2 separate regions of the Homo sapiens genome follow, and region 1 is linked to region 2. A link is a loop called in an ENCODE intact Hi-C map of the cell type or tissue named here. Cell type or tissue: PC-3. All regions are shown on one strand. Each heading gives the region's core, and the rest is flanking DNA. Links, peaks and the distances in the headings are about the cores only. Region 1 has its middle 11 kb from the start of ANOS1. Region 2 overlaps TBL1X (transducin beta like 1 X-linked).

Region 1 (15,137 bases), core at 4,476-9,475, 970 kb after region 2:
CTTGTTTTATTTTATGGACTCGCAGGGGCTTCTTAGTTGGAAAATTCATACATCACAGCAGCTGACTGAGCCATGTGACATGCCACTGCAGATAGCCCCATTCAAGGGCTCTATTCTGATGAGGCAACCTGGAATAAAGCTGCATCCCTCAGATTACCCACTGCTGATGGGACCAATGATGACCTCGGACCTGAGGTCCCATTTGGGGGCTACTGGAGGTGCCCTCTCCTTGTTCAACATTCATTATTTTAGAACTTATTCAACACAGTGCCAGGAATGTTTGTCAAATCACTCAAAATGGCATGCTGGTTACATATGATCCCAGCAGAGCAAGAAGAGGACTGCAAGTTCAACATTGAAAAGCAATCTTAACATTTTTAGTCACAAACATTCATAAGTTTGTTAAAAACAAGAGCTCATGCAATAGAAAATGCAAACTGCATAGTCAGAAATAAAGTGTGGAGTGATGGAGATAACTCTGGCTGTTAATAAGTAACCTTCAAGAGGGTGGAGACTTTATGTAGCCTGCTATTATATCACCCTGTCTAGACCAGGACTTGAAACATAGAAGGAGGCTCAGAGAGTTACTGAGTGAATAAATAATGTTGAACTTGCTGCCAGAGAGGTGAAACACAAAATTACTGGGAGAGGGGAGATCAAATTAGAAACAAAGCTATTTAAGCTTACTTTTCTTCCACCATCAAGAGAAAAAGGAGAATAAGAGCAAACAAATGAAGCAAAATAAATGCTTCTCATTGTTCTTCCTGTGGACACCTTTGATACCTGATAGACGATAAACTGTCAGTAAATTGCAGTTTATTGGGAGGGAGCTCTTGCAGGTGCTATTTCCAGCCTTTCTCTAGTTAGAGAAAGGAAGATAGAAAGGTTTTCATCTCTATAAGAAGTTCCATTGAGACTATTTGAATAGGAACTGCAAGAAGGCAGGGTTTGGGTGGGGCATGGAGTAGTGGAACAGTAGAAGAAATGGAAAACATCCACATTGGTTAATTTTTCCTTCGAAACATCACCCAAAATGTTTTGAATGAAACATTCTGTGCTGTGGGTTGTTTAACATCTTTTTTAAAATATTGTGTCCTGTGTTGTGTGTGTGTATCTGTGTGCATACGTGTGTGTTACGTGTTCGTGTCTGTGTGTGTGTCTCTGTGTGTGTGTTGTTATATAATGCTGTTTTAGTTGAAGGATGTGTTTATTTATTTGGTTGGTTTTCCTAGAACTAATGGATGATTTGAAAAACATGGGATTGGTTATGTCAGTGCTTCTCAATTGGGGAGCGGGGCGATTTTGCCCCACCGGGGTCCCTTTGGCAATGTCGGAGACACAGTTGGTGTTGTAAGTGGTAAGAGGTTCTACTACCATCTAGTGGTGAAAGGCCAGGGTTGTTGCTAAAAATCCCACACAGAAGACAGTCTCCAAGACGAAGAGGGATCCTGTCTAAAACGTCAATGGGGTTGATGTTGAGAAACCATGAGTTTCCCATTATTTTAATCCAATTACCAGGACTTTTCTGAAATCTACTATTTGAATTTAGGGAAAAGTATTCTTCTTGTTGATTCTCTAACCTGGAGGCATTCAAATCACCAAGGTGCTTTAAACAATACTGACACCAAAGCCACCCCAGACCAATTAAATGTGGATGTCTCGCAGTAGGGCCTAGGCCTCTGCATTTTAAAATTCCTAATAGTTTTTAGCATTGAGCAGCACCCATTTAAATGATATAATGTAGGCCGGGCGCGGTGGCTCGCGCCTGAAATCCTAGCACTTTGGGAGGCCGAGGTGGGCAGATCACGAGGTCAGGAGATCGAGACCATCCTGGCTAACACAGTGAAACCCCGTCTCTACTAAAAATACAAAAAATTAGCCCGGCGGGCTAATTAGTGTGGCGGGCACCTATAGTCCCAGCTACTCGGGAGGCTGAGGCAGGAGAATGGCGTGAACCCGGGAGACGGAGCTTGCAGTGAGCCGAGATCGCACCACTGCACTCCAGCCTGGGCAACAGAGCAAGACTTCGTCTCAAAATAAATAAATAAATAAAATAATGCAGGAACTCAAAACCACCCACAGTTGATTTATCTTATCCACACTAAAAGTATCCACAAATAAAATGACACAATTCTCCAACTTAAACCAGAATTTAACAGCTGTCATTACTCCATAAGTTCCTATGTACTTGTTTATATTTTATAAAAGAAGATTTTCTTTCACTTAAAGAAAAATCCACATTAAAAAACAGAAAAGAAAGTTTTGGAATATAATAAAAGTATTTCCTTCTTTGTTTTGACAACTTTGTGGCAACCTTCAAGTTCTAAGTCCATTTCTTTATAGTGAATATTTCAGTGACTCATCAGAGAGGCAAGCTAATAATAATAATAATAATAATAGTTCACCTTATGTAGTATTTCATGCTGTTAGTGTGTGAGATTGCAAGTCTAAATCAAAGCCATTATAATTTATCTGTAATTAGAAACCAGCACTTGCCGAGCAAGGTGCTTGTAATCTCAGCACTTTAGGAGGCTGAGGCAGGCGAATCACTTGAGGCTGGGAGTTCAAGACCAGCCTAGCCAACATGGAAAAATCCCATCTCTACCAAAAAATACAAAAATCAGCCAGATGTGGTAGCACCTGCCTGTAATCTCAGCTGCTCAGGAGGCTGAGGCAGGAGAATCGCTTGAACCCAGGAGGCGGAGGCTGCAGTGAGCTGAGATCACGCCACTGCGCTCCAGCCTGGATGACAGAGCGAGACTGCATCTCAAAAAACAAACAAACAAAGAACAACAACAACAACAACAATAAAACTCAGCACATAAAAATGCCTGTGGATTGAGAATTTTAAAATCGCTTTTAGAATAATTAGCGGTGGGGGGAGGGGGGAGGGATAGCATTGGGAGATATACCTAATGCTAGATGACGAGTTAGTGGGTGCAGCTCACCAGCATGGCACATGTATACATATGTAACTAACCTGCACAATGTGCACATGTACCCTAAAACTTAAAGTATAATAAAAAAAAAAGAAGAATAATTAGCTGTGGTTTGAACTTAAACAGTCTGCTTTTTTACTTGGATTCTTATTCACTTCCCTTCACTTTAATTACAGTGGTGCAAGTATTATCTCTCTCTCTCTCTCCACCCCCGTCTCTTTCTCTCTTTCTCTCTCTCTCTGTCTCTCTCCGTCTCTCTCCGTCTCTCCCCACCATGTGCTCAGAACTTTCCCGGAATTAGTTACGAAGTTAGAAATAAACAGAAGTTGACTTATCATATTACTGAATAGTCTCCCAATAGCATTTAAAAAGCACATTTAACAGGAGTCTCTCCTGAAACTCACCCAAGTAATTGGAAAGTAAATGAGTCTTAACAGAGATAAAAGAATACAATTCAATAAAAGTAGCAGAAAACCTCAAATGACTGACACAGAGAGATTTCCCACATATTACTTCCCAATATTGCATTACTTAAAATTTGCCCAAATTACCCGTCTGCACATTCCAGAGCTCACCAACCTGTAGATATAAGGAAAGACATATTATTGTAGTAACTATTTTTCTAGCTTGTGGTGCCTTTTAAAATCCTCTGAAATCTCCTTATAGCTGTTTTATACCCACACTTACTCCTATGTGATCTCATTTGGCCCATTTTATTTTGAACATTATGCATATAATGCTGATCCTGAAATCCGTGTCTCCCAGGAGAGTGAAAAACTATAAAGAAAGGCATTCCCTCCCTGCAGACAGGCACAGTGAGCTCCACAGAAGGCCAGCCTCATTCTTATGCCTTTGCGTCCTCATAGCTTAGCTCCCACATATCAGTGAGAACACACAATGTTTGGTTTTCCATTCCTGAGTTACTTCACTTAGAATAATAGTCTCCAATCTCATCCAGGGCACTGCAAATGCTGTTAATTCATTGCTTTTTATGGCTGCATAGTATTCCATCATATATATATCACAGTTTCTTTATCTACTTGTTGATTGATTTGGGTTGGTTCCACAATTTTGCAATTGTGAATGGTGCTGCTATAAACATGTGTGTGCAAACATCTTTTTCGAATAATGACTTCTTTTCCTCTGGGTAGATATCCAGTAGCAGGATTGCTGGATCAAATGGTAGTTCTACTTTTAGTTTTTTAAGGAATCTCCACACTGTTTTCCATAGCGACTGTATTAGTTTACATTCCCACCAGCAGTGTAGAAGTGTTCCCTGTTCATCGCACCCATGCCAAAGATTGGAGACTTGGGGAGAAGAGCGGGAGGGGGACGAGAGACAAAAAAACTACAAATATGGTGCAGTGTACACTGCTCAGGTGATGGGTGCACCAAAATCCCACTAATCACCACTGAAGAACTTACTCATGTAACCAAATACAACCTGTACCCCAATAACTTATGGAAAAATAAAAATAATAATAAAAAAAGAAGACCAGTGTCATTGCAAGCATGGGTTGTTTAAACCACGGAGTTCTCATCTTCTCCTCATGTGTCAGTTCCCTGTCTTGGACTCTTTACCTTCTCATTTTTTCTGACAGTGACATATTGTTTCACTAGGTACTTGAGACAGCTCTACAAAAGTCTAGGGCTATTTTATCCCCAAGGCTAACACTTTTCAGTCATCTGAACACTATCTTTTGGTTCCTTATTATTCCTAAGAAAAACACTCAATTACTAAGCCTTATTCTTCTCTGACTTTCCATCCAGAAAGAATACAAAACAAACAAACAAACAAACCATTGCTTTCTGACCCATTCTTTTAACAAATGATGCATTTAATATTGCAACAGAAGCTTAGGACCCTGTGTTGCTGCTTAAGTGACCATGCAGTGTCTGGCACTGTTATTTTGACTTCATTATATTTTTAATTTTCAGGTACACTGAGTTAGATAAATTGTAACTCCTGGTCCGTGACATTTGCAACATTGTTCCAGGTATAGCCCATTTTACTTATTTAGCTAACTATTTAATTAGGTATTGTTAATAGCGTAATGGACACCAGAAAATCCCACTGCCACTAACAAAAGCTAGGCCTTATACAATCAACAAATCCTCCTGTTTTACCCACTATTATCTTATAATCTATGTCTACGATGATCGCTTCTTCCCCTTTTATATAAATTTATTGCATATACTTGTGTTTTTTTTTTTTTTTTGAGACAGAGTCTCCCTCTGTCACCCAGCCTGGGGTGCAGTGGCACGATCTCTGCTCACTGCAACCTTTGCCTCCTGGGTTTAAGCTATTCTCCTGCCTCAGCCTCCTGAGTAGTTGGTACTACAGTGCATGCCACCATGCCCGGCTAATTTTTCTATTTTTGTAGACAGGGTTTTGCCATGTTGGCCAGGCTGGTCTCGAACTCCTGACCTCAAGTGATCCACCCACCTTGGCCTCCCAAAGTGCTGGGATTACAGGCATGAGCCATGGCGCCTGCCCTATTGCATATATTTGCTACTAATAAGTATTTTTTTTATTCTAGTTACCTTTAACTTTATAAAGAGATAGTATATCTTACCATGTGTAGTCTGTTGGCATTTTTTTCACATACTGTTAAGGTTTTTGTTTAACATATGCATTTCTGTAGTTAATTTTAACAGCTGTACAATATTTCAGTATGTGAATGTGCAAGAGTTTATGCAGCTGTTGTCCTATCGATGGACACTTTATTGGTTTCAGGATTTTGATAACGTGAGCTGTGCTGCTGTAAAGTTGCTTGGTCAAGACTTTGATAATATATATGCGGTAGCTTCAGTTGGGTTGCACCAGGAGTGAAAATGAGGGATCGTCATCTATGCGGGTGGTTGGTTTTTTGGTGGTGATGTCCGACTCTTTTCCAGAGTCATTGCATTAATCGATACTCGCACCAGCAAAGTATCAAAGATGCTTTGAAGCCAGGTGCAGCGGTTCATGCCTGTAGTCCCAGCTACTCAGAAGGCTGAGACAGGAAGATCGCTTGAATCCAGGAGTTTGAGACCAGCACGGGCAATAGTAATACCCCATCTCTAATATCTTAAAAATAAAAGATGCTGTAGAGCCATACACTTTCAAAGAAGTTAGCATGGTCAGACTTCTAAATTGCAGCTGAATTAGCATGGTCAGACTTTTATTAAATTGTTGCCAAAGTAAAAAATAACAGAGAGTGTGGGCTTATTTTATATTTTTTCCAATCACCAATGATGCTAAACATGTCTTTTAGAAACACGTTTCTTCCTCTGTCCATGCCTGTTTATAAGATTTTCTCTTTTTTTTTTTTGTTCTGTTTGTGCTCTTTTCTTTTCATGTGTAGGAATTAATTCCATATTCTTTATTCCAACACTTTGTCTGGTGTGTATTGTGAAGGCATTTTCTACCACATTGTAATTAGTCTCTTTTCTTTCTTTAAGATGTCTTTGGTAAACAATATGCCTTAATTTTAACATGACCAAGTGGATTGAAATTTTCTCTCTCTCTGTTTTTTGTTTGTTTGTTTGTTTTGTTTTGTTTTGTTTTTTTGATGGAGTCTTGCTCTGTCACCAGGCTGGAGTGCAGTGGCATGATCTCGGCTCACTACAACCTCCACCTCCCTGGTTCAAGCAATTCCCCTGCCTCAGCTTCCTGGATAGCTGGGATTACAGGCACACGCCACCATGCCCGGCTAATTTTTTTTTTTTTTTTTTTTTTTTTTTTTTTTTTGTATTTTTAGTAGAGACGGGGTTTCACCATGTTCGCCAGACTGGTCTCGAACTCCTGACCTCAGGCAATCCTCCCGCCTCGGCCTCCCAAAGTGCTGAGATTACAGATGTGAGCCACTGCGCCCGGCCTCTCTATCTTTTTTTAGTTAATGCATTTTGTGCTTTACTTAAGAAGTATCTCTCTAATACTAAATTCATCTTTGATCTGACACCTGATTTGTCTCTCAGGTAATGGTTTGAGGATTTCCTTCCTTGCTTCGCTGGTCCTCTTCAGGCTTTGCTGGAGGATAATTCATTATTGCCATCTTAAGCTTTGTCTTCGAAGGTGTCTTGTCTATGAGGGAACTTCAGGCTCCAGTGTCAACTCTGACTTTGGAAGCAAGTTCTGGGGCTTTCTCCCAGGGTAGCCCTTTGGTGCCCCCTGCTGGCAAGTGTAACCAGGACAGCCAGCATTAAATCAGCCAAACTACTAATACATTCTGGGAAGCAGAGAGAATGTGGTCTGATGAATTTTGGGTTTAGGCCTCCATAATTTCAGATAACGTTTATGCTATTCGTAAATTCTTATATCATACTTCTGAACACCTAGAGTAAAAATTACATATTGAATACAACAATTAAGAAGTTGTAAGAAAAAAAGAGGCCGCAAATTGAGGAGTGTCGAGTATTTCCAGTTCCAGGCAAATAATTTGTTGAGCGCCTATCAGAAATAGCCATCAGCCATAAGAAGTGGAGATGGACATGGACATGTAAACAAAGACTTGATAAGGCGTGGCGAACATAATAAAAATGAACAGCATGAAGAAAATACTCAGGAGGTGTCATCTGAGAATGTTAGAAAAGGCTGCCCATAGGACAATACAGTTACCTAAGGTGGGGACAATAATACATTTCTCAGTGCACCAGGGTTGGCAGGCCAAGAGGAGAGACGACCATTTCAGGGGAGAGAGCAACATCCACCACTGGCATGGGCATGGAGTGACAGCGTGAAGGCGCCAGCTGTTTAGTTCTTCCGTAGCGTGGCTGACACTGATGGGTCTGGGGAAAGATGAACTTTGAGGAGGGAAGACATTATAAAGCAACTCTTACTGCATGATAAACAACTGTCACATCAGCAGGGGGGATCCAGCCATGATTTTTAAAGAGGGCAACAATAATAGCATATCCTAATTTTAGAAAGACGTGATAAGAGCTAACACTTCCGGTGGTGTTCACCGATATTAACTCAGTGAATACTTATGACACCACAAAGTTGGTATGTTTTTCCCATTTTCCATTTGAGAACACTGAGCTACAGAGAACATATATAATATCCCCAAGTCCACACTTCTAAAAGCTTCCACAGGGTCGACTGGGGTTCATACCCAGGCAGTCTTTTGCAGGCTCTATGCTTTCAGCAGCTTTTATTTAATTGACCGTCTTGGGTACTTTTGCAATAGGCCAGGCACGCTTCCTGCACTGGGCAATGGGGGCTGGGTTCCTGAGGCAGGATTGTGCGTGTGTCTCGCCCTTGGAAACGCCCAACAGGGAGTTGGTCTTACGTAGCGTAGTGAAAGCTCAGGGCAGAGGTGGTTGAGAGAGACACATGCAAATCTTACAGCTCTGCAGAGCAACTAGGGAAAGGCCCCCAAGGAGCCACTCGTAGACACCGCCTCTTTGCATAGCTGCTTGACCCAAAGCAGAGTCTTCATCTCTGGGAAGGAAACTCAGGGTCTGTGGTGGGCCCCGGTCAAAAATAAATGACCCACACCTGGGCCAGAGCCCCTCACCCAAGTGGACACCAAGTCAGGACTGGCAAACGAGATTCTGGTTTTCACAGCATAGAGAGAAGACAGAGCCCCAGTACTGACTGGGCTCTGTAAGGTAGAGCAACAGTGTCCTCAATTCCTGCCACATGGACTTCTTTCCCATGCAAAGCCTCCTTGTCCAACTTGCCCTTCGATTCTATCACATGGAACAGATTATTTCAAGAACAGTGACGAATCCAGAAGGATGTAAAAAGAGGCTCCAGGGAAAAAAACTGAGGAAGAGACATGGGAAATCTAGGGATATGTGCTGTTTAGGAACAGGAGTTTCAAAGGAAGGGGTCTTGGGAATAAGTCAGTTCCATAAGCTCAACAAGGTAAGAGCAAAGCAGATGGGGAGATTTTTGTATCCTCAGCAAGAAGTAATTCCCTTGTCTGCTGAGTGGCTTGAAGACCACTGAGTGGGAAATCTTCTGGTCCAAAATGACAGAAAAGACCCGTGTTCTACTTTGAAAAAATGAACAACGATAATGAGGACAGGATATAACTGCTAATCTAGAATTCTGTTGTAGAAAGAGTATTCTCCAAAAATAAAAATGAAACAAAGACATGGCAATGCATCCCCTCAAAAAGAAATCTGAGGCCGGGCATGGTGGCTCACGCCTGTAATCCCAGCACTTTGGGAGGCCGAGGCGGGCAAATCACCTGAAGTCGGGAGTTCAAGACCAGCCTGGCCAACATGGAGAAACCCTTTCTCTACTAAAAAACACAAAATTAGCCGGACGTGGTGGCGCATGCCTGTAATCCCAGCTACTTGGGAGGCTGAGGCAGAAGAATCACTTGAACCCAGGAGGCGGAGGTTGCGGTGAGCCGAGATCGCACCATTGCACTCCAGCCTGGGCAAAAAGAGCGAAACTCCATCTCAAAAAAAAAAAAAAAAAAAAGGAAATCTGAGAAAATCTGTTTCCAATAGAACCATACTAATATATATATACAGTTGCATATATTTAACTTCTTCCAGCAGAAGGAATGATCCCAGATGGAAACATGGAAATATAAGAAAGAAGAAGCAATGTAAAGGATAAATAAATATTAAATCATAATGAATATTGAGTGTATAAAACAAAAATAATAAGGCTTGTAAAATTTAAATTATATAATTAGAATTAAAATGTACAAACTGACAAAGAAAAATAGAGTCTACAAATAGTCCTTGTACTTATGGAAATTTTGTGTATATATACATACAAAATTGTATCTATCTAAATTATCTATCTATCTATCTATCTATCTATCTATCTATCTATCTATCTATCTATGATGTCTTATAATCCCTTAATGTCTGAGTAGGCAGTTATGATAGTCATAACTTTAAAGTTTTTGCAGACAATGATAAAAAGTCTTTTGATTTTAAATAAACAATGAACATGTGCACCTAATCTTCTGAAAACAGAAAAGGGTTTAGATCTCTTTTCATTTCTTTCTTTGTGCATAATGCCAGGAAGCAGTAATTCACTGGGCGACATCCTACTAATATAAATGAGCTGACCATTTCTCCAATCACGCCACTGGTCTTCACTGGCTTCCTCTGTATCAGTAATTCAGGAGCATTTCTGCCTGTATGAATGCTCTCAACTGAATGCTTTTCCTAGCACCGTCCTCCTCCATATATGAAAAGCATTATGAACATTGAGATGCTGGAAATAAATTCCTCAGGGATAAATACCACCTGAACTCTCATCAATTCAGAATGGTAGCTACTAATTATTTGCAGGAGAGGAAAAAGAAAAGTGTTGAATACATATGGACACCTCCCCTTCAGTTTCTTTTTGAGCACAGAAGTTGTTACCATGTTGCTAACTACCTTAGCTATCTCAGGCAATGTCCAGAAAGACCAGGAAGAAACATTCCCATTAGGAATCGCCATTTAAACATCAAGTGAATCCCATTCACCATCTTTTTTTCTTTTCTGTTTTCTTATTATTTTAGAAAACAGGGTCTCACTTTGTTACCCAGCATGGAGTGCAGTGGTGCAATCACAGCTCACTGCAGCCTCAACCTCCCAGGCTCAGGCGATCTTACTTCAGCCTCTCTGGGACTAGGGGTGTGTGCCACTTGCCCTGATTATTTTATTTTATTTATTTATTTATTTATTTGGCAGAGACAAGGTCTTGTTATGTTGCCCAGGCTCCATTTACCATGTTTGATATTCAACTGTTGTCCATCTGTGTCCCAGTGAAACACAGATTGCTAAGAAAACAAAAGGCGAAGTGAACTCCTGGCCTTGGCACTCCATGGAACTCAAAGTCGACCTTTGATGTGCTACATAGTGCCTGAGGAGGGCTGGGCATTCAGAGTCCCAGAAACAATGAGGAGAAGAGACCAGAAGGGAGTCAGCTTTGCTCTCTGACTCTGAAACACCCAAAATTCAATCTCAGAGCGGAATATTCTCCAGTTGGTTCATGCTAGCCACTACAGAAAATCCTGGAAATAAAATATGTCTCTTTGTTTTGTTTTATTTGTGGTCCTAGGGGATGCTTTTTATTAGCTCCAGTGGATACAGAAGAGGAAACAGTTAGTTCATGCCTTAGTTACATTCAGAGGCCCTGCCCGCTTGGTCTTGGAGCAATGCAGGGCTTCCCCCAGGTTTCCAAACATGTTTATGTTCATCTCTTGGCTGTTGTCTCATCTTGTGCAGAGCGGCTGGCGAGTGTTGAAAGGTAGTTTCTGGGTCTTCTTCATGTTCTCTAAGGCAGCAGATAAAGCCTGTCAACTTTTTTTGCCCTTCTTTTCCCTGGCGTCAAATTTTATTCATATGTTCTCACATTTTACAAAATCTTAAAAAGCAAGCCATGTAGGAGCTGCAAAAAAAGTGGTTCCAAACAGATGCTTCCATAGATGTAATTCACAGTCCACCTTTGTCAGTTAATTTTGTAGGGAATATTTGGAAAGTGTTTAAAAGTTAGGAAAAAATTGTTTGAAACTGCTATACTAATCTCCCTAATTTAGGTCAGTGTGACTGTAGAGATGCAGGAACGCCTTGCAATATTGAAATCCACACTGGAAGTAATTAAGTTAGTGCTAAGTGAAAATGTGGCATGATTACCCCAGTCAGATATATGCTGTAGAGTGGACAGCTTTGTCCTAAAATTAGGTTATCTCACAGAGACGGTTCTGTGCTTTCCTTCCCGTTTTATTTAAATGGCCAGCGTGTGGCGCTGTCTCCTGTTAAAAAGCTGCTTTTGTAATTTCCAGCGGCTTCTCTCCAAATCGCTTGGTATTTATGTGGCTCAATGTCAATTTCAAAAGGCTTGAAAACATCAGAGAACAAAAACCCACTTAATACTTTCAACAGAATAGAGTTTCAGTAATTCTGAAGAGCACTTGTAGATTTATTTTCATGTTTAAACATGAAATTCAGAATAAACATGATCATTTATTTGAGCTTTGTTTAAAAAAACTGCTTCAAAAAAGTCTCATTTTACAAAATTTTAAGTACAAATTTTACTGAAAAGAACATTATGCTCTTCACATGAAAAATAGGCCACTCGAAAGTGAGAAATGTCATTTTTAATTAAAGTTATATCATTTAAGACTTCACTAAATTCATGCTTCTATTAATTTGTTTATGCTTCTCCAAATATTTTAGGGGCAAGCCAGTAACATTTTTGTCATACATTTTTGAAATACAATAGTTATTGTTTATATTTTTAATAGCCTCCCACATTTGACTTTAAGTATTTCTAACTATTTGTATGTTTTTCAATATCTACGGCTTGTACGGAGAATTTGACATGAGAGCCCTAAGTATTTATGGTTGCTTATAATAGTGTTGGTAATGTTAGAAGTAGGGTAAAATTAGCTAACTGCCTTGTCACTGGGGCAAGCGTTCATTTTACGGGCGTCAAGCAGCCTGTGAAACCACTGGGTTTCAAAAACCCACCCTCCTTGCTGGGTGCAGCATCTGTTCTGCTGTGTAAGACACCAGAATCAACAGAGGCCATCACATGTGCTAGAGAGACCGATTCATGGTGGGGCTCCGGGAGGGAAAGTGCACCCACAGCCGAACATCACCATTGCACATCACCATTCCCATCGCCAGACAATTGCTCTTGACACATGAAAATACGTCCTCTGACATACTTTATTTATTTATTTTTATTTTATTTTATTTTGAGACGGAGTCTCGATCTGTCACCAGGCTGGAGTGCAGTGGCGCGATCTCGGCTCACTGCAGTCTTCGCCTCCCAGGTTCAAGTGATTCCCCTGCCTCAGCCTCCCGAGGCTGGCTAATTTTTCTTTTTTTTTTAGTAGAGACGGGGTTTCACCACGTTGCCCAGGATCGTCTCGATCTCCTGACCTCGTGATCCGCCCGCCTCGGCCTCCCGAAGTGCTGGGATTACAGGCATGAGCCACCGCACCCGGCCTATTTTTTACTAATTATTTTAACTTTAGTAACGATTGCAGCCAGGAAAAATACCTTAGCAATTTCTTAGTCCAGACTCTCAGCACAAGTGTAAACAGGCAGCAAACAAATTTAACACTGATTGATGATGACATGACAATATGAAAGGGCAAAGAGACAAATTATTGAGAAGTGGTGGTAGTTAGAAATCATAGTATTTGACAATTTTTCGTATATTTTGCAAAGGAAGTTTAAATGTCATTAAAATAGTCTTTAGTGCACAAAAGTAATAGGAAACACAATTCTGAAACTTTGTAAAATCTTAGGAAACATCAAGATGACTAATAAAAGTGATCGCTTTAAACTGTATGGACTGCAACTAAATTTTTATAATCTCGTTGAAGGTGAAAAATGTGTTATATGCTAAAGTTATCCCCAAATAGGGTATCTAGCCTTGCAAGGTGATAAAAGAAAGCAGAAGACTGTAAATGGATGCGGTGGTCTTTTGTGTAAACTAGAGTGTATATTCAAAGACCCTATGCCAAAAGCAATCATTGTTATTTGTAAAATCATTAAATTGGCCATCGGGAACAGATGGGTACAGTACCATAAAGGTACACCTCATTCCTGCCTGAAACCATATTGCGAAAGATGAAAATCTGACATTTATCCATTCAGTTATTAATTGTATCCTGTGCTGTGCAGAAGAGAAATTAAGTCTGGAGGAGAAGGAAAGCGGTTAAAGAAGAGCTTTAGCGGAACTGAGCTAGCAAAGCCTGAGAACATTGCCTGAGAGGGTGGAAGTATGGGTCATGGCCAGTGAGCTTGCAGGGCACACTCCTTCATCTTGCCACTGTTGCTTTTCCTGAAGTGAACTGCAGTTTCTAAGGGAAGATGCACACTCTTGCATCATCAAATGGAGGCAACTAGAAAGGAAACTAGACCTCATCTGTGACTTTCTTCCCCTCACTTTACTTTCCCCTGAGAACCAAAACCAGGGACGATGTCGTTTTGTTCATGACTCCTAAATGCTGTCATATTTAAGTATTTGTTCTCCAAGTTTTGAGTGAGTTCTCATTTTGCTTTTCCAAGAGAGGCATGTCAGATAAAGATTATATTTGCTACCTTCAAACTTTATCCTTATCCAGTGTAGCTGAAAGCCCTTTAAAAAGGCAAGTTGCTTTCTGAAAAAAACAATGAGTCTAAGAGAGTCTTAGCTAAATGTACTGGAAAAATATGTCCATTTGATTGTTAAGAAATAGACTAGTATGTCCAATCCATATAAACACACATCTAAAAAAAGATACTTTAAACAACAGTAAATCATAGATGCTATTTAAATAAAATTTTTTGTACCATTTTTAATGGTTATGTACTTTTTTTTATTTGTTTGTTTTGTTTTTTGTTTTGAGACAGGGTCTGGCCCTGTCACTGAGGCTGGAACTCAACGGCATGATCTGGGTGCACTGCAGCCTCGACCTCCTGGGCTCAAGCAGTCCTCCCACCTAGGTTTCCTGAGTAGCTGGGACCACAGATGTTTACCACCTACCACCATTCCTGGCTAATTTTTGTACTTTTTGTAGAGATGGGGTTTCACCGTGTTGCCCGGGCTGGTCTCAAACTCCTGAGCTCAAGTGATCCTCCTGCCTTGGCCTCCCAAAGTGCTGGGATCATAGGCATGAGCCACCGAGTCGGGCTTCAGATGTACTTTTAAAATCAATTATCCCTCAAAGTGTAGTCCCTGGTTGAATTTGTATAGAATCACTTGGGGTATTATTTAAAAGCTGACATTTCAACCCTCCACCCCGGATATACTGACTCAGAATCTCTCAATTTAGGGCCCTGGAGTCTATGTTTAGTAAAGATTTCAGGTGTTTCTCATTCTCTGCAGAAAAACAGGAAAAAAAAAAAGAAAGAAAAGAAAAACCAATAATTAAAATACAAGGAAAATAATAATTTTTGGAAACTGTGAAAGAGGGCTTTATTTTGTGTGATTTCTCCAGAACCTGACCAAGACAACCACACATTTTGGTCTATCTTTGTTCATGTAGATATAAATAAGAGATAATTAAGGTGCTTTTCTACTCTCTTTGTTAAATGTGTGTTTGTCTATTTAAGTCAAACCAAAGTCAATGTGAAGTTAAATTCTTCTCTAGACAAATTCGGATCATGGGGGTCAAGGAGATTTGGAGAAAGACATACTAAGTACCGTCTTACTAGCTGCACCCGAGGGTCCTACCCCTTTATCCATCATTTCCTCAGCATACTCTTAGGGTTCTCCTCCCCTGTGGTTGGCTTTCATGAACTTAGATTGTG
Region 2 (15,137 bases), core at 5,900-10,899:
GCTGCAGAGCAATCTCGCTGCTGACCCCGAAGACTGACCCTTGTCCAGCCAGAGTTTTCCTGACCACCTTTCCTGAGGCTGAGGGGAAAGCCAGGGGCTCCCTCAGGCCCTGCCTGTGGCTTCTTCGGTTCTTTTTAAAACATGAATCACACAAAGCTCTCTATGTCTGATGGCCATTTTAAGATTTTAAAATTGTTTTAACATAAAAATATTATTTTTTTTTCCAAAAATACTCCAGGCTCTTTCTCTTATAAGTCATTTTTTTTTCTCCTGTAAAAAGCCCCCCTGCCCTGCCTTCTTACATAAAGCACTTACTACGCGCCAAAGTGCCCTTGAGACCTAAGATCTGAAGCAACTATGAGAAAGGTACAGAGGGAGAGAGAGAGAGAAAGAGAGCACGCCAGTGAGAAAGCGAGCGCGAGCGCGAGCGCAAGGGGAGGAGAGGGTGGGAGAGGGCGGAAGGGGGAAAGCTGTCCGTGGGAGATTGTGTCTTCATGTCCACGGGGCTGCATCTCTTGATGGTGCACTGAAAAAGCAGAGCTCACCAGACAGAGTGGAAAGGCAGGGGGAGGGGCAGGGAGCAACAGAAGGAAGAGACAACAAGCCCAAGACAGCTTCCATCTCAGACGGAAGGCCCCCAGAAGATAGAATTCCAGCCGACTGAAAAACCACCCAATGAACAAAGAAGATTCTAGAAAATAGAAAGTGTTGGGATTACAAAGTTGCGCGTTTCATCGGTACAAACTGGTCTTTGAACCTCCTTTGTGAGAGCAATTGTAGTGTCCAAATTGTTAGGGAAAACAAAAAAAAAAAATCCCAAGGAGGAGGGTTTTTCCCCCTTCCCTGTTTGGTTTATCACAGCATTTTGCTTTTTTTTTGGCACAGCTTTTTACGTTTCTTTCCATTCAGCCATCACAGAGCCTGTTCCGGGTGGAAACCAATCCACACGCCTCGAGCTGGTGACTTCCTCCTTCCCAGGCTGAATGTCCTCAGTGGAAACCATTCTATCCCCGTTTGATATGATTTGCTTCTGTTTTTGCTTGCCTTTTAAAAACTTCTTGATGAAGATTACGAAAACATATAGACTCCTGCGGCCAGAGACGAGTTGGTTTCAGAGTACACTCTAACGCAAGTCAAGTTCCTACAGTTTTGGAGAATAGAGCTGCAACCCTACACATTCACGGCTGGTCATTAGAATTCTTTTCTTTTTTCGATAATATTTTGTGGTTACTTCCGCAGATCCAAAACACACACCTGGAAGGAAAGATAAAGCACCTGTCATCTTGAGAGACAATACAAAGATGCCTTTAGAGTGAGAAGTCGGCAAGCTACGGCCCCCACGCCCAATCTAGCCCTCCACCGATGTTTGTCAGTAAAGTTTATTGGAACATCGTCATGAAGGGTCAGAGAAGCTCTCATAACAGACTGGCATCTGGACATCGGACCGAGCAAACTGAAGCAAACAGCACAGAGCAGAAAGGCCAGGTTAAGGGTAATGATAGGAATTAACAGAGTGGCAGAGGTCCCAGAAGGGACACCTGCAATCGTGGGGCAGATGACAATACGAGCCCAAGTACACAGCCTCTGACAACATTTGGGGACTACTCTGACCCTTGGCCGTTCAGCCAGAACGGCCGCTTGCCCCAGAGGTCAGGGCAACCTCAAGTCCAGGGGAAAATAAGAAATCCAGATGCCCCATGGGAAGAGAAGAGGGCCCAGGAGACCTGCAGGATGGCCACCAGAGGCCCGGGCTTCTCAGCCACAGCATGGGTGACAATTGTGGCCACCCTGTGCACAGTAGGAGGTTTAGCAGCATCCTCATCTAAGCACAGTCACGCGTCACATAATGACGTTTCCAGCAACAACGCACCGCACAGACCGCAGTGGTCCTGTAAGATTATAACCATATATCTGCTGAACCTTTTCTATGTTTAGATAGATCCGGACGCACAAATGCTTACCATTGTGTTCTGGTTGCCTACAGGAATCAGTATGGTCACCCGCTGTCCAGGTTTGTAGCCTGGGAGCAATAGGCTGTACCACACAGCCTCGGTGTGGGACAGGTATTATCATCTAGGTTTGTGTCAGTCACTCTATGATGTTCAGACAAAGATAAAAGTGCCTAATGACACATTTCCCAAAACGTTCCCGTCATTAAGCGACACATGACTGTAGTGACAACCTAAAATGGCTCCAGATATTGTCTAATGTCCTTAGAGGTGCAGAATCACCCTGGTTGAGAACCACCAATTTGACTGAGAAAATGTTGACTAGAAGGACACTCTGGAAGGGACAAGGAGAAGGCCATTCCCAGATGTGGTACCAACTCCGATGGGATCCAGCCCAGAAGCTTCCTTTGGCACTGGGCTAGGCCCTTCAGGACACGAATGCTGCACACGCCCTGGAAGCTCACTTAGGCATCAGCTGCCCCCAACACCCCACTCCCCAGCAAACCAGAGGTGTTGCTTACAGAGCCGTCGGACGCGCTGGCACCCACTTTGTCTCCTCGGGCGTTCCAGCACACCTCGAAGATGCCGCCAGTGCCTCGGTAGCTGTGGACAAGATTTCCACTCTGCAAAGCAAAGCAGCTGTCACTTACAACGCAAGGGGCGCCTGCGACAGATGCAGGTGTGGAATGTGCGCTCCTCCGGCCCTGACGTTTCGTCATGAACATTTTCAAGCATGGTGAAATTTAAGGGTTTTCAGTAAGGACTCTGGGGGCCATGGAGATGTGCCTCTAGGACTTCCCACCACGAGGAGTGAACCTGATTACTTATGCCTGCGGAATCTGCCACATTTGCGTGGATTCTGAGGCTGCACCCAGCTGAGGACTGATGGAGGCGGGAGACCATGGCAGTCACCTGCTGAGACTCAGACTCATCTGGTGGGTAAGTGGCTCATGGACTCTCCATCAGCACGACCAAAACTTTCTACAGACCTGTAAGGGCCATCCCTGACTCTTCCTACCCTTCCCGTCTCCTTCCCAGGGTCAGACTGGCCTTATGGTCTGAATTCTCCCTTCCCCCTACCTTCCTCCCTGTTTCCATCACAGCTCTTTCCCCCAATAAATCTCTCGCCCATCTAATCCTGTTCTGGTGTCTGTTCTTTGGAGGACCTGAATGAATACAACATAATGAATACACCCACCCCAGTAGCAATTAAATTGACTGTAATTCATGATTAAATGTAATAATATGCCATGACATTAAAATGTACGTATTTTTGGACATTTGAAAGAAGAAATGCATAATATACATGTAATGGAAAACACCACAGACCATTGGTTTCCGGTTTAAAACAGCATTAACTTGACAAATCTAAGAGGTAGGGGAAGTTGAGGCCTTTGAAAGAGTTGAATAAGGCCAGGCGAGGTGGCTCACCCTGTAATCCCAGCACTTTGGGAGGCCGAGGCGGGAGGACGGATTGAGCCCAAGAGTTCAAGACTAGCCTGGGCAACACAGTGAGACTTCGTCTCTACAAAAATTAATTTTAAAAAATAAAAAAGAGAGAAAGAGTCGAATAAGCCTTCACTCATGATTCACTATGGTGACAGGCAGGAGAAATCTGAACACCGAGACCAGGAGGGCTGTCCCAAATCCTCTGCTCAATTGGGCCCCTTAAAGGGTGGTGTTCCATGAACTGAGAAAGGTGTGTGTCGGCAGTATTACAGATAAGTATTTTTATACTTGGAGAAAGATTAAAGTGGGCTTTAAGATTTCTCTTAAGAAAATTCCTAAGGATTTCTTGGCCGGGCGCGGTGGCTCATGCCTGTAATCCCAGCACTTTGGGAGGCCGAGGTGGGTAGATTGCCTGGGGTCAGGAGTTCAACACCAGCCTGGCCAACATGGTGAGACCCCGTTTGTACTAAAAATACAAAAGTTAGCCGGCTGTGGTGGTGCGCACCTGTAATCCCAGCTACTCGGGAGGCTGAGGCAGGAGAATCGCTCAAACCCGGGAGGCAGAGGTCGCAGTGGGCCGAGATGGCATCACTGTACTCCAGCCTGGGTGACGAGAGTGAAACTCCGATCCAAAAAAAAAAAAAAAAAAGAAAAGTCCTAAGGATTTCTTTGATTTATAAAAAAGGGTTGAAACAGTTCAGTGAGTTCCTGACAACAGGCTGTACCTAACTGATCATGTCATTGTTTTGATAATTGATGTGTTCTTTTTACAAATCCACCCATTACTATTTCTAGCGAGGATTTCAGGAACGGAGACTCTTGGACACTAGTGCTGAGATGCGTGCTTCCCGGAGAGCTATCTAGGGCTGTGGGGCTGGGCTTGGCGTCGGGTTGGCTCTACGCAGGGTCCACCATTTCCCTTCCTTCCCTGAGAGGATGTGGTTCACATGAGGTCCCTGGGAAGCCTGTGATCTCAGTGGACCCCTTGCCAGTGAACAGGGCTCATCACCATTGAGTCCACAGGGGGAATGAACTTGAGGGTATAAATCCACCTGAATGTCAACCAAGCCAAAAGGAACCAAGAAGGCAGTGCAGATGAAAGGGGGCAGGGGGAAGGCTGTGTGATTCCTCCCCTCCTGAGGCGAAAGGGACCCCTTCCTTATTTTCAACAGCTCCTAGCATATTATCACCTCTCTCTTCCCTTAGACTAGAATCACGTGCTGATGGCCCTATACAATCCTTTATGCTATGCAGTGCTACTTCCCATCCATTTCTACACTTTACAGCTGGAATTCTTCTATCCTCAGGTGTGGCCCAAGATACCCACAGCAGCCACCTTTATTTAAATCCTATGTCCTTTCAATCCCTGCTAAAAGGACAACCCAATATTGACATACCTTATGTCCTCAAACAGAACCTACTTTGATTTGAAAAATTGAGGCTAGGCACGGTGGCTCACACCTGTAATCCCAGCACTTTGGGAGGCAAAAGTGGGCGGATCACCTGAGGTCAGGAGTTCAAGACCATCCTGGCCAACATGTGAAACCCTGTCTCTACTAAAAATACAAAAATAAGCTGGGCATGATGGCGGGTGCCTGTAATTCCAGCTATTCAGGAGGCTGAGGCAGGAGACTTGCTTGAATCTGGGAGGCAGAGGTTGCAGTGAGCCAAGATCGCGCCACTGCACTCCAGCCTGGGTGACAGAGTGAGACTCCGTCTCAAAAACAAAAACAAAAACAAAAAACAACAACAACAAAACAAAACAGAAAAGAAAAATTGAAGTGGCATGACAACAGCAAGAGCACATTCCTTCCCACTCCCTGGTCTGCTCCGTAAGGGAGCTGCAGGAGCTGGTGTGGCCTTGACCCCGTTAGCTGGTCCCCCACTCCCACCTTCTAACCTCAGTATCTAGAGAGCAGCACTTCGGTGATAACTGCTAAGAAGAGGAAGAGGCAGGTGGAAGGTTTCGTGCCATGGACTCAGAAAAGTGAACAGAAGACAGCGGCTCCTTCAAGGAAGAACGTGTGCCAAGGTGAGGGTTTGGAATCAAATGGCCAAGAGCCATGATTACGGTGGACACGACGCCCTTCCTCAGGGAGGGGAGCTGCCGGAGGTGTCTGGTGGGGGAAGAGCTGACAGCCCACGTGGGGTGCACGTGGACAGCATCCACTGGGTCTGCCCGGGGAGCCTGAGCTTGCTCAACTCCCTCCGGGGCACTGCTCTGAGCCAAGGGCACTGGAGTCGTGGCTATTTGGGCATCCCTTACTAAAAGGATTTGGTGTAGGGGTCGGGAGCTTACCTGAGTATTCCAGATATGGACGCACTTGTCGAAGGATCCACTGGCCAAGTACTTCCCATCAGGGCTGAAAGCTACGCTATAGACAGGCTCCTGATGCTTCGTGAGCGTGTGGGTGCAGACGCCTCGTTCTATGTCCCACAGTCGCACCGTAGAATCAAACGAAGCACTAGCAAGGTGGGAGAGAAAGCAAAATCACATACACACGGTGGTTTCAAACAGTTCTCCATAATGTGTATCAGATCTCCAGGAGTTGTTTTTCCCAGCTTTTACGTTTCAAAAGATAATAACTAAAAAGCTTTTTGTCTTCTAAACTGTAACTACTTACAAGTATTAAAAACAAAGCCATAGTCATTAAACAGAAAAAAAGCTTTAATGGTCTTATTAGGGAAACAATTTGATATCTACATTTGTTTCTGCACCTTTTTTTTTTTTTTTGAGATGGGGTCTTACTGTGTTGCCCAGGCTGGAGTGCAGTGGCGTGATCATGACTCACTGCAGCCTCGAACTCCTGGGCTCAAGTGATCCTCCCGCCTCAGCCTCAGCAGAGAAGCTGCAACCATAGGTCCACACCCGGCTAATTTTTATTTTTTTATTTTTTGTAGAGACGGGGTTTCACTGTGTTGCCCAGGCTGGTCTTGAACCTCTGGGCTCAAGAGATCCTCCTGCCTCACCCTACCAAACTGTTGGGATTACAGGTGTAAGCCACTGCGCCCAGCCCTGTTTCTATGTTTCCTATAGACGTAAATGGTAAATATTTTTGTAGAATATTTATCAAGTTTCCTAAAATGCCCCTACAATTTAAAACATGACATCTATTATTACCAACTAAATTAATACAGACAGCCATATTTGGAAAAATAGCAAATTAAGTGAATAAACATTTAAAAAACTTTTTAGGCCAGGTACAGTAGATCATGCCTGTAATCCTAGTACTTTGGGAGGCCAAGGTGGGAGGATCACTTGAAGCCAGGAGTTCAAGACCAGCCTGGGTAACATAGGGAGACCCTGTCTCTAAATAGAAAATAAATTTTAATCAAACAAGAATTAAAATACAATCACATCCACATACGTAATCACATTATTGAAAGCTGCAAATTTTAGTTATTTTCAAACTTAGAACAGTAATATCTATCACAAAGCTATTGTCTGGCTTGCTTTCTTTCAACAGGGACCCATTAGGTACCGGGATGCCCCTTTTATACTTGCTGACTAAAAGGATAATTTATGCTCCTAATAGTACCACGCGACGCAAAAGCACCTTCTGAGTCATCACAAAACAACTCGAGTGTGTAGTACTATATCACACTATATCACAGTACTTTAAGTGGATTTTATGACAATTACTTGAAATATGAGAATTACGGCCTATGTGTTCTTTGTTTTTTTGGTTCCGTCTCTCAGTGGATGCAGGAATTCCATCCTGTCCTCTCTAAGAGATGACCTTAATTCGAGCACCGTCAACAGGAGTTGGTGCTGCCTGGCTTGCTGTCCCTCAACTGTGGCTCTGCAGTCATGTTGGGTGGTTTTTTTTCTTCTTCTGTTTTTTTTTTTTTTTTTTTTGAGACATGGTCTTGCTCTGTCACCCAGGCTGGAGTGCAGTGGTGTGATCACCGCGCACTGCAGCCTCAATCTCCTGGGCTCAAGCCATCCTCCTGCCTCAGCCTCCTGAGTAGCTGGGACTACAGGCACACGTCACCACGCCTGGCTAAGTTTTTGTAGAGATGGGGTTTCACCATGTTGCCCAGGCTGATGTTGAACTCTTGGGCTCAAGCCATCGTCCTGCCTTGGCCTCCCAGGGTGCTGAGATTATAGGCGTAAGCCACTGTGCCTGACTCAAAACCATCCTTACCTCAAAGGCAGGTGTTACTCGGTAATTCTATCCTGGCCCCTTCAAAGTGAGCTACCGCTTTGCTTCCTCTGAAGGGCTTCAACACACGTGCATGGACGCGCTTTAGCAGAATTTCCTGTTGTCTTTGTGTAACACCGAGCTGTGCCAGCTGTGTTGCCTGCCCTTACCTTGCCAACATGATGTTGGAGTTTGGGTTGCTGGTGGCGGGCCCAGTGGGGCTCCACTTGATGGTGTAGATCTCTTTATTGTGAGCCTGAAGATCATGGATGCACACCTCCTGTTTCATGCTCCAGATCTACAGAACACACCAGACACAACATGAGCAAAAGCCATTCCTGCATCCGGGAACGATGTGGAATCATTCCTCCCGGGGGTGCACACGGGGCCCAGGGCAGGGTGGAGGGTGCACAGTGGTGAGAAAGGCTGCAGGGAGGCTGCGATTCTCAGTGGGACTATGACTGAGAAATCGTAGCTCACCGGATGACAGAGGAAGGGAGGGTGGTCAGTAATAAATAATCCTCATGTAAGAGTGACCGTGAGACTGGCATCAAGTGCCCGGGGTTGTCTAGGATTAAACAGCCCACCCCTTGCCATGCCGACTCTACCTTCAATGTCATGTCATCCGAGCAGGATGCCAGCAACATTCCAGACGGATCCCATTTGATGGCGTTGACCTCGTTCTGAAAGAGAGCAGAAGAGTGTGAAAAAGACATCAGGGCCTGTGAGTAGATGAGGTCACCTTCCAGCAGGGGGCAGCAGCGCGCCACCGGCGCTGCAGAAGGTCTTCGGCTTCAGCCTGACATCAAAGGGCACAGCCCAACCAGCCATCTAGTTTCCTCTTTTTCTCACTTTGCCTTTTTCATTTATATAAAACCACAGCCCTATACCACACAACACCAGCCACTCTCATCCATACTTCATTAAGAAAAAAACCTTCCCTGCTAGGAAGGAAGGCAAGTGAAGAAATCACATACCATAAAACGCAGCAAATAAAACCAGTAAAACCAGTTACTTTTTAAATTGGCCTTTGAAAATCACTTTCCTATGCACTTTTCTTTTTCAGACAGGGTCTCACTCTGTCTCCCGGGCTGGAGTGCAGTGGCAGGATCACAGGTCCTTGCAGCATGTACCTCTTAAACTCAAGCAATCCTCTTGCCTCACCCTCCCAAGTAGCTGGGACTACAGGCAGGCACCACCATGCCCTTTTTTTTTTTTTTTTTTTTTGGGATTTTTGCCCAAGCTGGTCTTGAACTCTTGGGCTCAAGTGATCCTCCCACCTCGACCTCCCAAAGTGCTGGGATTACAGGCGTGAGCCACCATGCCAGGCCTCTTATGCACTTTTAATGTAACAGTTCCTCCAGTGTCCACACCCATTAGAAGGTATTTCTCTCCTGCAGGTGAGTGGAGGCGGAGGGAGGGGTAAACATGAGAAGTGAACCCTCACCTATTACGGAGTTCAAGCGGGGTAAGGGCTGATCCAGGTGGAAGATGGGCGACCCAAATGCACACACAGGCAGGCACACATGTGCAACACAAGTGAGAGGCAAATGCTGAGTGGCACAAACACACATGACACAGGCAAAATCCTGGCTGGGGGCTCGTGATCGGCACAGCCAGGTAGCGAAAAGCACAGGCTCAGGACACCTGGGGACCACGAGGCTAAACCCTGGAGGATAAAGGTGAATGAATGTACCCAGGGGCCAAGGGAGACGGGGACACTACCGGGACAGGCATGTGTAAAAGAACCACCTGTGGCAAAGGTTCAGCTGGGGAACAGCCTACCCAGGAGAAATGAGGGGACATGGCGTACCAGCTTGGGGCTCCCTCAGGGGTGACTATAGGGCCCCATATGTCCAGTCCAGTCCCACCATGTGACACCTGCTGTCCCGGCCTAACAATTAACTAATGACACACTCATAATGAATTTTCTAAATTTCATACTCCTAAGGGCTCCGGTTTGGATTAACTGTATGGTCAGGTTGCTTTCTAAGAACATGGAGTTTTGAAGGGTGTGAACTGGACAGTGACAAGGCCACATCTGTGTTCCATGAGGCACACGTGGCCCAGGAAAGGGAGGAGGAAGAAGTTTCGCGGCCCAGGGGCAGGCTGCTGCGAGAGCCCGGGAGGGTGGAGGGGGCCGACTGGAGAGGGGGCTGAGGGTTGTGAGTGTGCACACGCATGGGTGTCTATGAGTGTGAATGTGTATGCAAGGCCAGCAAGGGTGGCTCTGACTGCAGCTGTTCAGAGGAAAACTCATGGGCCCAGGAATGTAGAGCTGGTCACCACTGGCTGTCCCTAGCCAAGCCCATGCAAAGGAACAAATAACTTCCTGGGAGCGGATCCCTAGCTCTGCAATGCAAGCCCCGGTTCCTGGGCCGCCTCCAGAGCCGGCTCATGGGTCTCCACTCAACCCCACTGAGCTGGAGCTTTGTTCAGGGCCATCAGCCACATTAAGACCCACTTAAAGGGCCAAGGCCTGTGCTGGTGGCAAGGTCCTGGGCAGGACACCTGGGAACTGCAGATAGTGTGTACAGCTCTATTAAAAACTTGTGGATAGTCCAGGGTTAGAGGAGAAATAAGTTTAGACCGGGAGAAGAGAGTCAGTTTGGAGCCAAACAGATGTTAACAGGACGATAGGTGCCTGTGCTCTAAAAGCGCCTTCCTTTGGGACAGGGACCCCTGGGCCAGGGGTGGGGAGAGGTGGGCATTAGGGGAATCAGGACAAGGGAATTTACATCAGTTAAGTTAGTGGCACAATGGCAAATCTCCAGGGACTGTGACCATCCTCTCCTGCTTTAACAAGGGACCCCCACCCTGCCCCACCACAGAGATATCCTGGGTGCTGGTGAGAGAAAGGCAAGATGCCATGGTCCCAGCATTGATGCACTCTGCGTTTTCTGGGAGAGGCAGACACGCAGGCCAGCAGCTACTGCCAGGGCTGTGGCATTCATGTGGGCAGTAGGAGCTCAGGGGGTGCCGTGAATCCTCCCCAGGGCGTGCAGAGGATACGTGAATGGGCCTGGAGACTGGGGAGGATTCTGTTTTGGACCGAGAGCTGCTGTGGGGGTCTAAGGCAGGGAGCATTCCAGGCAGGGCTCAGCGCGGGGCAAGGTGCTTGGCTGCACGTGTCTTTAGGAGGACAGAGGCACAGGGAATTTTTGGACACTAGCCCAGGAGGTCGAGGCTAGTAAATGGGTTTACCAGCAGACTGGAGATTGCAGAAGGTTAGAGACCATAGAAATTGGCTAATCTGAGGGAGATTTGGTGAAAGACCGGGAAGCGCCTCAGAGGCCAAACTAAGGAATTTGCTAAGTCAGCTGTTGTTCCCATTGTTGTTCCCTGGTATATAATGGATTTGTCAGCCTCTGCTTGCCTTTAGGATTTTCTCTGTCATTGATTCTGGTGTTTGATGGCCATATGCCTAGGTGGATATGGTCTGTTCTGTTTGTGTGGTTCTGTTTATATTTGTTCTGCTTGAAATTTGCTGAGCTTCTTGGATTAAATGTTGATGTTTTCCACCAAATTTAGGAAAACTTGGCTGTTACTGCCTCAAATGATTTTTCTGTTCCATTCTTTCTTCTCTCCCCATCACGCATATAGGTTTAGGGTCTCTGATATTGTTCCATAAGCCATTAAGCCTTTATGCATTTTTTCGATCTTTTATCTGTTCTTCAAATTGGCCAATTTCTATGCTCTCTAACCTTACTTCCGCAATCTCCCATCTGCTGGTAAATCCACGGATGTGGTTTAGGATCGGTGTCCCCACCCAAATCTCAGGTGGAACTGTCATCCCTGATGCAGAGGTGGGGCCTCGTGGGAGGTGTCCGGATCATGGGGGCAGATCCCTCGTGGCTTGCTGTCTTCGTGAGTTTTTGTCCTTTAAAAGTATGTGACACCCCCCCCACTCCTCCCACCTCTTGCCCCTGCTCTGGCCATGTGAGGTGCCTGCTCCTGCTTCACCTCCTGCCATGGTTGGAAGCCTCCTGAAGCCTCCCCAGAAGCAGATGCTGCCATGCTTCCTGTATAGCCTAAGGAACTGTGAGCCAGTTAAACCTCCTGTCTTATCAATTACCCAGTCTCAGGTATTTCTTTAGAGCAATGAGAGAATTGAGAACTGCCTAATACACCCACCTATTAAGACTTTCATTTCAGACATTATATTTCTCAGTTCTCAATTTCTTTTCTTTTTTTTTTTTTTTTTTTTAAAGAGACAAGGTCTTGCTCTGTTGCCTAGGCTGGAGTGCAGTGGTGCTACTGTAACTCACTGCAGCCTTCAGCTCCTGGGATGTGACTACAGGTGTGCATCACCATACGCAGCTACTTTTTAAAATTTTTTGTAGAGACAGAGTCTTGCTATGTTGCTCAGGCTGGCCTCAAACTCCTGGCCTCAAGCAATCCTCTGGCCTCAGACTCCCAAAGTGCTGGGATTATAGGCATAAGCCACCACACTTAGTCTCCATTTGTTTTTTAATGATTTTTTTTTCTATTCACTGCAGATGTGCCCCGTCTATTCATTTATTGTGAGCATCCTTTCCTTGATGTCCTCTACATGTTTCTCATGGCTACCTTAAAGGCTTTGTTGCCAAATCCACCATCTAGGTCATTTCTGAGTGAACTGTTCTCACTGCCAACCCCAAACTGAGTCAATCCAACCACCATGGTTACCATGGGGTAACCATGACAGCTCAAATAGCCAAGGGGCACATTAGAGCTGGTCTGCTGCTGCAGTAGCTTTTAATTCTAGGCACACAAGAATCGGCTCCCACATCACATTCTCACAAACTCGAGACCAGTGACAAGAGCTCTCACTTACTGTGTGTCCCTGGAAGGTTTTGACTGGGCGGTCACAGCCGAGCCTGCACACATGGATACACATGTCTGTGCTACAGGAGGCAAAGGTCGTGTTGTTCTGCCAGTCCACATCAAGGGCAGGGGCTGCAGTAGGGAGGGAGGACATCTGGAGTTACTCACTGTTGCACAGCTCCATGGATTTACAACAATGAACAGCACAATCAAGAAGCCTCTTTAGTTTACTTATTTATTTATTCTAGAGACAGGGCCTGCTCTGTCACCCAGGCTGGAGTGTAGTGGTGCGATCATGGCTCAACGCAGCCTAGAATTCCTGGGCTCAAGGGATCCACCCACCTCAGCCTTCTGAATAGCGCATGCCATCACGCCTAGCTAATTTAAATTTTTTTTTTTTTTTGCAGAGACGAGTTCTTGCTATATTGCCCAGGATGGCCTTGAACTCCTGACTTCAAACTATCTACCCGCCTCGGCCTCCCAAAGTGTTAGGGTTATAGGCGTGAGCCATTGCACCCAGCCAAGAAGCCCCATTTAGTAACATGATAAAAACGTCTCAAGCGTGAACACAGTCTCTTTCTAAGACCTTAAAGACCCTCTCCTGCCACGTTGGCAGGGATGACAAGATGTCCTGGGAGAGAGGCTCCGTGACACTTCTTGCACCCCACAGCCTGCAGAATCTCCCGCTCCCATGGCACAGTTAAGAAGGGCAGGTGAGAGGGCCGCCCTGCCTGCTCTGTACCTTGCTGCTTCCAGCGGCATCTCTGCAGTGAGCTCATTTGATTTAATTTTGGACAAAGAGGAGAAAAAAGGAGAGGAAAGATTTCATGTCCTATGTTCAAGATACCTCAATATGAAAAAAACTCTCCTGTAACACATTAAGGCATCCCCTTGACTAGGGGATAATTAGGGTCAATAAAAACCCCTTTGGGATGAAACGGAACGCACACTTCAGGGCCTGTGACCGACACCCTCCCTGACTTTGGGCCTTTCTCAGGTCCAGGTGGTTCAGGGTCACAAAGACAGAACAACGGGGAGCTGACCTCCCCTTGTAGTTTAGTTACAGCTATGGGTCTCATTCTCTACCTTCTGATTTATTTTCTAGGATGGCAGCTGGGAATCCAACAACTTCCCAATGTACCAAAATGGCCAAGGCACTCGCTAAAAGCCAGGCCCTGGTTCTGTCCTCAGAGCGTCTGCCTCCACAGGGCTGGACCATGCCCTGAGAGGCACTGGAAGCACAGGTGACAGCAAGGGCACTGAAGTCCTAGCAAATGGACCTCATTCCTCGTTCTGCCTCTTTACTGATGTGCAGCTGCAGGTTGACGGCTTCCTGGAGTCTCAGCTACAGATGTGGATGTTGCAAGCAGCCCCAGACAAGGGGGAGAGAGCCGAGGCATCTCAGGAGATCAGCAGTGCCCGGGACAGGGAGTGCGCTGGAGGTGTGGAAGTTCCCACGGTGGGGGCCCCCGTGCACTCTCATCCTCTTCTGCTTCTGGGGAAGCATGGCTTCAACTGCTCACTCCTGTCCTCTAGCAGAGAGTGGGTCTGCGGCTGGGAGCGAGCATCTGTTCCACCTCCTCTCAGGCGTCCACGGACTGCAGGGGTCACCCGCCTTCCTAGGGGCCAGGAAGGGCGCTGTGCTCAGGTCTCCGGTCTCTTTCCACTGCGGGGGCCACACCAGCAGATCATGTTCCCTGGGCTTCTTCCCACCTCATGCCAGAGAACTGATGAGCAGCAGAAAAGGCCATGCGATGCCGAGACAGAAGGGCACAGGGGAAGAGGCGGCTTCTCTGGTGATCTCTTCCCTTCCCTTCTCTGGTGATCTCTTCCCTTCCCTTCTCTGGTGATCTCTTCCCTTCCCTTCTCTGGTGATCTCTTCCCTTCCCTTCTCTGGTGATCTCTTCCCTTCCCCTGAAGGTTCTGAGCAACCCCACCCTCTTATTAAGGATCATCATGAGGCTTCTTGTGTGGAGAGGACCTCCACAACCAGCCCCGTGTCCGGAACCCTGACTATCAAAAGGAATGATTTAGGGGTGTGAAAAGTACTGTGCTCCATTACATGTGAAATGGAGGGACAGTGCCTCCCTTCCCAGGGTTCATGCTAATTTAAGGGGGTAATGCCTTACGGGGCAGAGAGCTTGGGACTTCGAGAGCTAGTCGTCCGCATCTGACCACCTCTCGTAACCCTGCGCTTCCCATGCAAGCCCATGGAAATTACTTTTAGCTACTGAGTGGGCTCCATGATGCCCCCAGGAGAGGAGGCAGCAGGGTTAGGGCAACTCTACAAGTGTGCCCAGCCAAGAACTCTCATTGGTTTTCCTAGATACTATGGTCCATTCTGTTATTTGCCAAGTTATGTTCTCCAAGGTAGCTGTAAACACTGAATTAGCCAATAATGAAGCATTGCTTCTAGGGGAAAGAGAGGGTTAGCTTCTGCCAGGCTCTGGCCACCATGTCCTTACCAATCGACCAATATAGAAACTCATCTTATGTGAGTTTTTTTTTTTTTTTTTTCTTGGAGATGAAGTCTTGCTGTTGCCCAGGCTGGAGTGCAGTGGCACAATCATAGCTCGCTGCAGCCTCGAACTCCTGGGCTCAAGCAATCCTCCTGCCTCAGTCTCTCGAGTAGCTGGGACTATACATGTGTGCCACCATGCCCAGTTTTTTTTTTTTTTTTTTTGAGACAGGATCTCACTCTGTCACCCAAGCTGGAGTGCAGTGGCACAATCTTGGCTCACTGTACCCTCAATCTCCTGGGCTCAGGTGATTCTCCCACCTCAGCCTC

Evidence for each region. A loop is a pair of places that touch in the nucleus more often than their neighbours do. Peaks named below come from ENCODE experiments on the same cell type or tissue, not always from the same donor. Only the 100,000 strongest peaks of a DNase experiment are listed, where the experiment ranks them.
Region 1: a loop joins it to region 2, with 7 times the contacts of the local background. A loop is called at or near these places in 30 of 110 quality-filtered maps.

What each region holds. Positions count from the first base shown.
Region 1 is chrX:8,735,282-8,750,418 of GRCh38, reverse strand. No RefSeq gene overlaps it. Among named protein-coding and RNA genes, the nearest start is that of ANOS1, 11 kb to the right of the region's middle. In PC-3, for the core only: a CTCF peak has its summit at 7,103 (motif pointing left); a DNase peak (open chromatin) is centred at 7,078.
Region 2 is chrX:9,702,337-9,717,473 of GRCh38, reverse strand. TBL1X (transducin beta like 1 X-linked) reads right to left here. Exons shown (of 18, transcript NM_005647.4): 13 at 12,360-12,481; 14 at 8,152-8,226; 15 at 7,714-7,841; 16 at 5,698-5,863; 17 at 2,471-2,572; 18 at 1-1,254. The coding sequence ends at 1,228. Among named protein-coding and RNA genes, the nearest start is that of GPR143, 56 kb to the left of the region's middle. RefSeq lists enhancers at 8,401-9,057, 9,058-9,715. In PC-3, for the core only: a CTCF peak has its summit at 8,286 (motif pointing right); a DNase peak (open chromatin) is centred at 8,313; H3K27ac peaks cover 406 bases.